Linked DNA regions of Homo sapiens: all the other regions are linked to region 3. Evidence: chromatin contacts called from ENCODE Hi-C or POLR2A ChIA-PET data. All regions are on one chromosome and are shown on one strand. The core of a region is the stretch at or near the end of the contact, and the rest is flanking DNA. Distances in the headings are between cores, read along the strand shown. Region 1 overlaps MSI2 (musashi RNA binding protein 2). Region 2 overlaps MSI2 (musashi RNA binding protein 2). Region 3 overlaps MRPS23 (mitochondrial ribosomal protein S23).

The links. Hi-C counts contacts between places; a loop is a spot of excess contacts on that map. ChIA-PET counts read pairs that join two places held with the same protein, here RNA polymerase II (POLR2A). Pooled maps may share reads with other maps.
Region 1: a loop to region 3 is called in a pooled map, with 2.8 times the contacts of the local background. The contact joins two enhancer-like sites. A Hi-C loop is called at or near these places in 2 of 50 pooled maps. POLR2A ChIA-PET finds 5 or more read pairs at or near these places in 2 of 52 experiments (GM10248 and endothelial cell of umbilical vein).
Region 2: a pooled map shows a loop between it and region 3 (2.2-fold over the local background). The contact joins two enhancer-like sites. A Hi-C loop is called at or near these places in 2 of 50 pooled maps. POLR2A ChIA-PET finds 5 or more read pairs at or near these places in 2 of 52 experiments (HEK293 and activated naive CD4-positive, alpha-beta T cell).

Annotation. Positions count from the first base shown.
Region 1 is chr17:57,368,882-57,371,581 of GRCh38, reverse strand. The region is part of intron 5 of MSI2 (musashi RNA binding protein 2); the gene reads right to left. Among named protein-coding and RNA genes, the nearest start is that of MSI2, 110 kb to the right of the region's middle. Within about 2 kb of position 1,386, at least 6 of the 41 ENCODE cell types and tissues checked have a DNase peak (open chromatin) inside an H3K27ac peak, as active enhancers do.
Region 2 is chr17:57,337,296-57,339,995 of GRCh38, reverse strand. The region is part of intron 5 of MSI2 (musashi RNA binding protein 2); the gene reads right to left. Among named protein-coding and RNA genes, the nearest start is that of MSI2, 82 kb to the right of the region's middle. RefSeq lists an enhancer at 1,212-1,361 and a silencer at 1,263-1,430. Within about 2 kb of position 1,280, at least 3 of the 41 ENCODE cell types and tissues checked have a DNase peak (open chromatin) inside an H3K27ac peak, as active enhancers do.
Region 3 is chr17:57,832,121-57,834,830 of GRCh38, reverse strand. It overlaps MRPS23 (mitochondrial ribosomal protein S23), which reads left to right. Exons shown (of 5, transcript NM_016070.4): 5 at 1-50. Among named protein-coding and RNA genes, the nearest start is that of MRPS23, 17 kb to the left of the region's middle. RefSeq lists enhancers at 388-888, 1,057-1,567, 1,568-2,079. Within about 2 kb of position 1,335, at least 24 of the 41 ENCODE cell types and tissues checked have a DNase peak (open chromatin) inside an H3K27ac peak, as active enhancers do.

The sequences.
Region 1 (2,700 bases), core at 137-2,636, 460 kb after region 3:
GCCAATGATTTGTGTGTGTGTGTGTGTGTGTATACCTGTGTCTCTATATAATTTTTTGCCCTTTTTTTTTTTTGCCATGAAAAAGGACAGAAAAAAATGTACCGAAATGTTCATAGCAGTTATCTCTGAATGGTAAATAGTGGCGTTGGGGGGATTTTTACTTAGTTCTTGCAGTTTTCCAAAATTTTCCCAAGTGTTTGTGATTGGAGGAACATGGCAGAAGCAGTAATCAATGTTCTAAATAAACAAACTGCCCAAGTCTCTCCTTTCTGTAAACGTCTAAGTTGGAGTTAAAAACATTTTTATCACAGACCAATCTCGTAATTTTACCCCATCAACTGGCTGAATGGAATAAACATTACAACCTTGCCATGTTTTGTGGCTGGAGTGGTGTTTTATTCTGTTTTTTAATTAATTAATTTGAGTCACGAGCATTTGAGATGTATCTATTTTACGGGGCTGAAATTTACATTTATCTCCTTTTTAAAAGCCCATTTAGCAAATTAACAAGAAAACAGCAACACTCAGGGAAGATACTGAGCCTACTGCATGCGTCATATATAAAAGAGCGACTATATAATTGACCTTACAGGATTCTCCTGCGGATCAAATCAGATTGTCTTGTAAGGAACTCTGGAAAAAATAAAATGCTATATAAGTCACAGTGAAATATTAACATTAACATTTAAAGTCCAGCTGTTTGGTGACTTCAACACAGGGTTTCTTCACTCTAATAAGGCCATTCATGTCTGAGCACCAGGGATCTGTGCATCCTGACCCTCAGTGCAAAGCTGTATGTGGCTGTGTTGTAGCGCAAGTCTCTGGGTAAAGGGTCCATAACTTTCCCAGCATGATCCCTGGGCCCAGTCAGGTTAGAAACACAGCTCACAGAGGTTAAATCCATCACCTGGTGCTGAGGAGTGTTACCTAGCCATCAAAGCAGGCGTAGCAGAATCTCAACTTAAAACCTAACAGAAACATCTTGTGGTCAACTGGCCATCATTGAATCCCAGGAGTCTCATTCCAGTCTTAGGACTAACTCCTGATAACACCCCCAGACCTGGTCTCTGGGCAGAAAAGAACATGAGAGAGCAACAGAGGCCACAGATGGGACAGCAGCCTTGGGTCAAACACTGGAAGGCAAAAGGCCTTTCCAAAGGGCCCTTTCTTGCTACCAGGACTCTGTGATATTGCAAAACAGAATGGCATTTCTTCTATTTGGAAAGATATACGTAATCCTACTCTTTGCTGATTCACACTGTCCTTTTCCACAATCTAGCTGCATTTGTGAGGTTCTGCCTAAATGTTTAAGATATTTCGATTAAAAACGCAAACAGCAGCAACAATCACAAGACCTTAGGCACCAGGGCAGGCCTGGGCAGGAAAGAACACACAGATTCCCCTTCCACTAACCTCAGCTTTCACGGCTACTCAAACCAATGGCTTGAAATTAACTCACTCAGTTAATCATTCAAACTCATGGGCTGGGCAAATTTTAACGTTTCATTGTTGGTTTACAATTAACCCAGCGACAGTGTTTTAAGGTGTTTGATTTTTAATTAGTCTACTGATTTGCCAGTCTGGTTAACAATCCTTTATCCCTGTGCCCTTTATTCTGTCTTCTATTCTTGTTAAGAAATGAAGAGCAGAGATTACTCTGGCTCTTTTCTCCTGGAAACCACTCCAGACTATGGCCCCTTCCTTTCCCAGGGACACAGGATATGGAGTTAAGAACAGAAGGCATGAGGCCTGAACACCAGGATTCTGTGTGACCTTGGGCAAATTAAGGTAACCTCTCTGTGCCTCTGTTTCTTCATCTATAAAATGGGATGACAGCTTTTACTCACAGGAACAGCGTGACCATTAAATGAGATGAGTCACAAAAAACCCTCAGATCAGCACCTGGCACACATGTGGGCCCTGGGCCCCTCTTTTCCCTTCCTTAGTAGTTCAGAAGCTTTACGATTTCTTAATCTGAACATGTCAGTATCTTCCTTTGCAAAACCAAGAGCAGCTGAGAAAGTGTGTGCCCCATGGAATACTTTCTAGGAACAAAACCAGAATGAATTATTCATCAACAGGAGGGTCCCTTTCCCTGGCAGATTTAAGCATGCCTATTAAGTAAGGTCTGTCCAACCTGCTTTATTCCTAAGAGGACAAACAGGCTCAAAGACTCAAGACCCTTCCCAAGGTCATGCTGCTTAGAATCCAAGGTCCCCGAGCTACAACTGGCTGCCCCTCTCATTATGCTGTATTCTTGCCCCTTTCCCCACTGTAGGTTGATAGATGGTGTAAAGAAGGAATGGTATGTGTCCAGTGACACCTGCTGCCATTCTGGCATAGCTGACAGGGTGGCATAACCCTGGCTTGCTGCAGGACAACTGTGACGTCACTCTCAACAAAAGAACCGAAAATGGTACAAACAGCACCCTGTCATTCCCACCACCAGAGGTAAACAATGCTACCAACCATCAGTAGAGCAAAGCACACCTGGGAACTAGCTTCACCAGTATTTCCATAAACCTCACCAAATGACTCTGAGATGCAGCCTATTTTGGAAATTCCCAGTAGAAAAAAATCTCATGGTGAGGCCAGGGTGACCCTATTTCTGACCCCCACAGACTGGGGAGGAAAAGCTGACACACTGATATTTCAGGCATGCCGTTCCTTCCTTCTAGAATGCTTTTTCCTTCCTTGTCT
Region 2 (2,700 bases), core at 31-2,530, 490 kb after region 3:
CAGTTTTGGGCAGGCTCACAACTTTATAGCAGTCAGTTCCATTCCCGGTCACTGATGAGCTTCTGAGGGACCGCCACACTGGAGGCCAGGGACCTTGGGGAATCCATCTCAGCTGGGAAAATGGTTTTCCAGGAGGCCATGGCCCAGAATACACCCTAAGCACAGACCATGGGAAGCTGGAAAAGTTTCTGGGAGTCAGGAGACCCAAAGGTCCTCAACTGGTGATGGAGACTCACGGGTGGAGACACAGAAGCAGCCCTACCAATGACTGATCACAGGAAGGCAACAGTTCACCCACTGCAAACGTGCATGAGCATCTTTCCTTGGAGAGAAAATGTCCCAAAGAATGAAAAATGGATATACTGTCATCATGGCAGGGTGTGAAACGAAAGGCTGAGAAGTTAGAAACACCAGGAGCATGGCAAACGGGACTCAACCCCTTGCACACAGACCATCATCCACGACAGCAGGGCAAGTCCGTGCCACAGGGAGGGGGCCCGAGGGAGGGAGGAGCAGCCCAAACCAACGCTGCCAGTTCTTCAACCAGAAGAGAAAGCATCACGCAAGTGGAGGCAGGAGCTGAAGGATGGTCAGTGCAGATCAAACAGAAGACAATGGAAATGGCTTTGACTTTCTTAAGCGTGCATGCAAGAATGAAACACTTGGAAACCGAGTTGGCTTTTAAGACAATCCTGAATCAATCCGTGAGACGATGATCTAAATATGCCGACCCCCTGGAGGCTGCCCAAACGCGAAGCCACCACTCACCCTCTGCTCAGTGAAACCGGGTGGTGCCTCGCGGGCTGCTTGCCTTTCCCAGGAGCTCCTGTGTGATGGACAGTTCTAAGGAATACCCTATAATCTGCATTTATGCCATTTGTCTCTTTGATACAAAAAATACAGATATTTGCGTCATTTATTTTAACGTCCGTGATTTTCTTTTGAAAGCCACAAAGAGAAAGAAAAGTCTGATCCCCTCTCCCCCACCACTTCTTTAGATGCCTGAAAACTTAAGCCTGGCACCCCTGACAAGCCAAATTGATCTGGAAAGCCTCTTCAGAGAGGCCAGTTGCATTAAAAGAACAAATAAAGGACTCTCCTTGCAAAGGAGACAAGGAAGACAAAGGGGAACTCAGGGGTGGGGCCCTTCCCCATCTCGGCAGCCCCTGTAGGTGAAGACAGGGAGGCAGGGCAGTCCCTGCGTGAGCTGCTCATGCCACATTATCTGCTTTGTGGTAGAACTCAAACCACAGCCTTGAATAAAAAGCCATAGCAGGGACCAAAATGAGGAAGAGAGGTTTTCAGCACCAACAAGATGGAGAGGCTGACAGGCAGGCACAGCTCCCCGGGTCAGTGAATTAACACCAGCCCGCTCCTCCAGGCAGAGACCCGGCTACGAGTTATGCAGCCTTCAGGGTCCCCAAGCAACTGGGATGCAACAAGTCTGCGTGGGGCCTGCCAAGCTCCTTATTCTTTATTTATGGTCTCATGGACAGAGACCGCAGAGATTATGGTCTCAGGCAGAGACTGCAGTGAGCCTAGATCGTGCCATTGCACGCCAGCCTTGGGCGACAGAGCAAGACTGTCTCAAAAAATAAAATAAAACAGGCCAGTGCAGTGGTTCATGCCTGTAATCCCAGCACTTCGGGGGGCCAAGGTGGGTGGGTTATTTGAGGTCAGGAGTTCGGGACCAGCCTGGCCAACATGGTGAAACCCCATCTCTACTAAAAATACAGAAATTTAGCTGGGCATAGTGGCGCACACCTGTAATCCCAGCTACTCAGGAGGCTGAGGAGGAGGATTTCCTAAACCCAGGAGGTGGAGGTTGTAGTGAGCCGAGATCACGCCACTGCATTCCAACCTGGGCGACAGAGAGAGACTCTGTCTCAAAAATAAATAAAAAACAAAATAAAACCCATACAAATCTCGTCCTTGGCGGTAAGGTATATTTAAAACGTATCTGTATTTTACATTGAGATGAGAGAACGTTACACACCAATTAAAAATCATGTTTTTACAACCATCTAGTAACACGTGAAAATTATTACTAAGTACTAGTAAATGCAAAAGCACATACACATGCACACAACACAGCGTGATTCTAATTCTGGGTTCTTTTCCAATTCTGTTTTTAAATACGTATGCACACAAAAATGATAATATACCAAAACATTCATTTATTTGCACTTTTCTATATGTTTTGAATCTTCTGTAAGGAGCATGCATTCATTTTCTAATTAAAAAATAAATATGAACAACCTTTCCTTCTGAAAAGCAAGCAGCCGCTGTTTTGGCTTGGCAAAAGACCAATTCATGATGTGAAGAAGGAGCCCCCAGCCCGAGTCACCGTCCAGCTAAGGACTCGACCGTGGTGCCAAGAGCAGCGCTTGTTGCCAAGGTGGTAAACACGACAGGGACAGCCGCCAGGGATTCTCACTGCCCCTGAGACCCAGGCTAGCCAGCGACACAGAGACAACAGCCTTCCCAGAGGAGAGAGCCCAGCCTCTGAGACACCCAGCCGTGAAGGCTAGAGGCCGAGAAAGTGGAGAGAAAATGAGTCTCAGAGACAATCAGATGGTTTTAAAGCTGTGAGTATTCGCATGGACCACACCAATGCCATCAGACAGTGGAAGTAAAATGTAATGACCCCAAAGGGGTTCCTGGGGTCAATCCTAGATTGCAGCATTTGAGAAACATGGG
Region 3 (2,710 bases), core at 86-2,585:
TTAAAGTGATACCTTTCTCTGTAAATAAATGATGGCGTGCCACTTAAAAACCTTCAGCAGATTTCTTTTTTTAAACAAAGTCACTCAAGTGGGACAGTAAGATTTTCTCTGAGGCTGGCACTGGTGCCTGCCTCTGCTCCGGGGAATCCAGACGTGGCACCCGGAGTTGGGCCTCATCCATCCTCAGCTTTCATTTGTGACCAAGCCTGACTCAGAATGGGCTGGCAGTTTTCCTGAGTACATGGGAGTTAGGGCAGAGAACATGATGTGGTGCTGGTAGTCAACGCAAGCTGGCACGGCCTCAGCCAGAAGACTGGAGCTAGGAGCAAGCAAAGGTGAGTGGAGGAGGGGATGGGGAAGGCTGAGACTTCCTGGTCTCTATGTTCTGAGCTCAATTCTAGAATAGCCAAAAGGTGGGAGCCTGACTCGGGCTAAGTTAGTCATGCGTTCTGAGCCTTTGACCGTGCTGGGTGAGATGAGGGATGGCTGAGCAGGTTCAGTGAGCAACTTGGTCGAGGTCACCTTGGCTGGCAGAGGAAGGGCACCTGCCCTCCTGTGGAAAAGACGGGAAATGGCTTTCCTGTCACTCCTAGGGTAGCGCTCAATGTGGCAGGCGGGTCTCTGATTGGATGAGCCCGGCACTGAAGCAGTTTCTGTGGTGATGCTGAACCAGACAAGTGTTTATTGCTGCAGCACGAAAAAGAAAAGGTTGCTAGGGGAAGGCAGAGAAGGCAGGAAGTTAAGTGTTATGTTCCCTACAAAATGTTGCTACTGCCAGCCACCACCACCACCCTCCATCCATGCAGATTACAGACAGGGTTTTTGGGGAATACTAGCTGACAACGAAAATACATTTCAAGTATCATTTTACCCTCAATGAATGCTTTTCCTGGACTGCAACTGAAATAAATGTCAGTCACCGGACCTTCTAGCTCCTCAGTTCTTTTAATTAAAAGATAGTTCTAAGCAAGATCCAGTAGTGGTCTATTTATTATTTATCAAGCATTTTCCTTCCAGCAGTTAGTGAAAGGTCACTGGCTTCAACTGAGCTTTGTTTTTGGTGAGCAGCTTAGATGAAAAAGATATACAATCAATCTCTCCTGTTTGCTCATGGGCAGGACACTGTTTAATAGTCATTGTGGCATTTAGGATCGCAGGCCTCTGAAACATGCAGAAAAGTGCATGTGCATCCCTTGCTGCTGAACATTTCTCCAAAAGTAAACATCAGGTTGTGATTATGGTTAATAATGAGATATTGATTATTTGAAAATGTCACCGCCAGGGACTTGTCGGTTTCAGCACCACTAGATGGCGCTGGACTCTCATGCTGTTCAACTACAGTCATTTCGTTTCCTTGCCTCGGGGTACCTTGCCTTTCAAGGTTGAAGAGTGTCCTTGTAAAAATAATGTTGTGGCTGAAATTTAGGAAGCTGAGGTCCTGGGGTGCTACTGGGATGGGGTAGAGATGGGAGGGGACAGGCCACGGGACAAATGACAAAGGCCTGCCGGGGAAGCGGCACTGTTTGCACCATAATAGGAGCTGGAGAGGAAGGAGCTTACTGCGCTGAGCCCCTGGAGACTCTGCCCAGAGCAGTGTTTCCTAACCTTCTCCAGTCAATGACACATCTGCGAATTTGCTGTGGAGGACAGCGGGAGAGAGAACAGTGCAGGCAGGGAGGCAGAGCAGCGGAAAAAACCCAGGCCTTGGAGAACAGACCTGGGTTTGAAACCCTGATCTGTTGCTTTGTCTGGTGACATTAGGGGAGTTAGTGAACCGTCTGAACCTCAATTTCCTTATCTGTAAAACAAGGGTAACAACGTCTACCTCACTAAGTTGCTGTGAGGACTGAATGAGAACGTGAACAAAGTTCTTGGCGAGTACTCCGTCTTTGCTGTCAGTGCCTAGAAGGCTTTCAGCCACTGTCGATTCCCACTGGGTGGGGAGGAATTAACATGCGCTAGATTAACATTGAGAAGAAACGGTATTGTGTCCTCTTTCACCAGCCACTCGTCTAAACACAGCTTTCTCTATCCCCCACCCCCAGTAGTTACTCTGTCCTTTATCTCCTTCCAAACTTCTAGCACCAAGTAAATGAATCAAATTAAAAAACAACTACAACAACAACAACAAAGGAGGAAACTAGAGAACATCTTGGGAACTATCCGCTTTTGGAACTTATCCCATGCTGGTAGGTTTCACTGGAAAATGTGCATTTATTTAGTAACTTCTTGGATTGTGTATGCCTGTGGGCAAGCGTGTGTGTAGAAACCAACATTTTAAATGACACTCAATGACACTCATTCTGTTTCTTCTTTCCTGCTTCCTTTTTTTAAAAATAGGGACAAAGTCTCTCTCTGTCACTCAGGCTGGGGTGCAGTGGTGCAATCATAGCTCACTTCAGTCTCAACCTCCTGGGCTCAAGTGGTCCTCCTGCCTCAGCCTCCCAGGTAGCTAGGGCTACAGGTGCATGCCACTATGCCAAGCTAATTTTTTATTTTTAATTTTTTTGTAGAGATAGGGTCTCTATGCTATGTCGCTCAGGCTGGTCTCAAATTCCTGGCCTCAAGCGACTCTCCCGCCTTGGCCTCCCAAAGTGCTGGGATTATAGGCATGAGCCACCATGCCCGGCCCTTTTCTGCCTCCTTGCTGCCCCTCTACACTCCCCCCAACTGCCTTCCTTTCAGCACACTTTTCTGCTTTCTTTCTCCA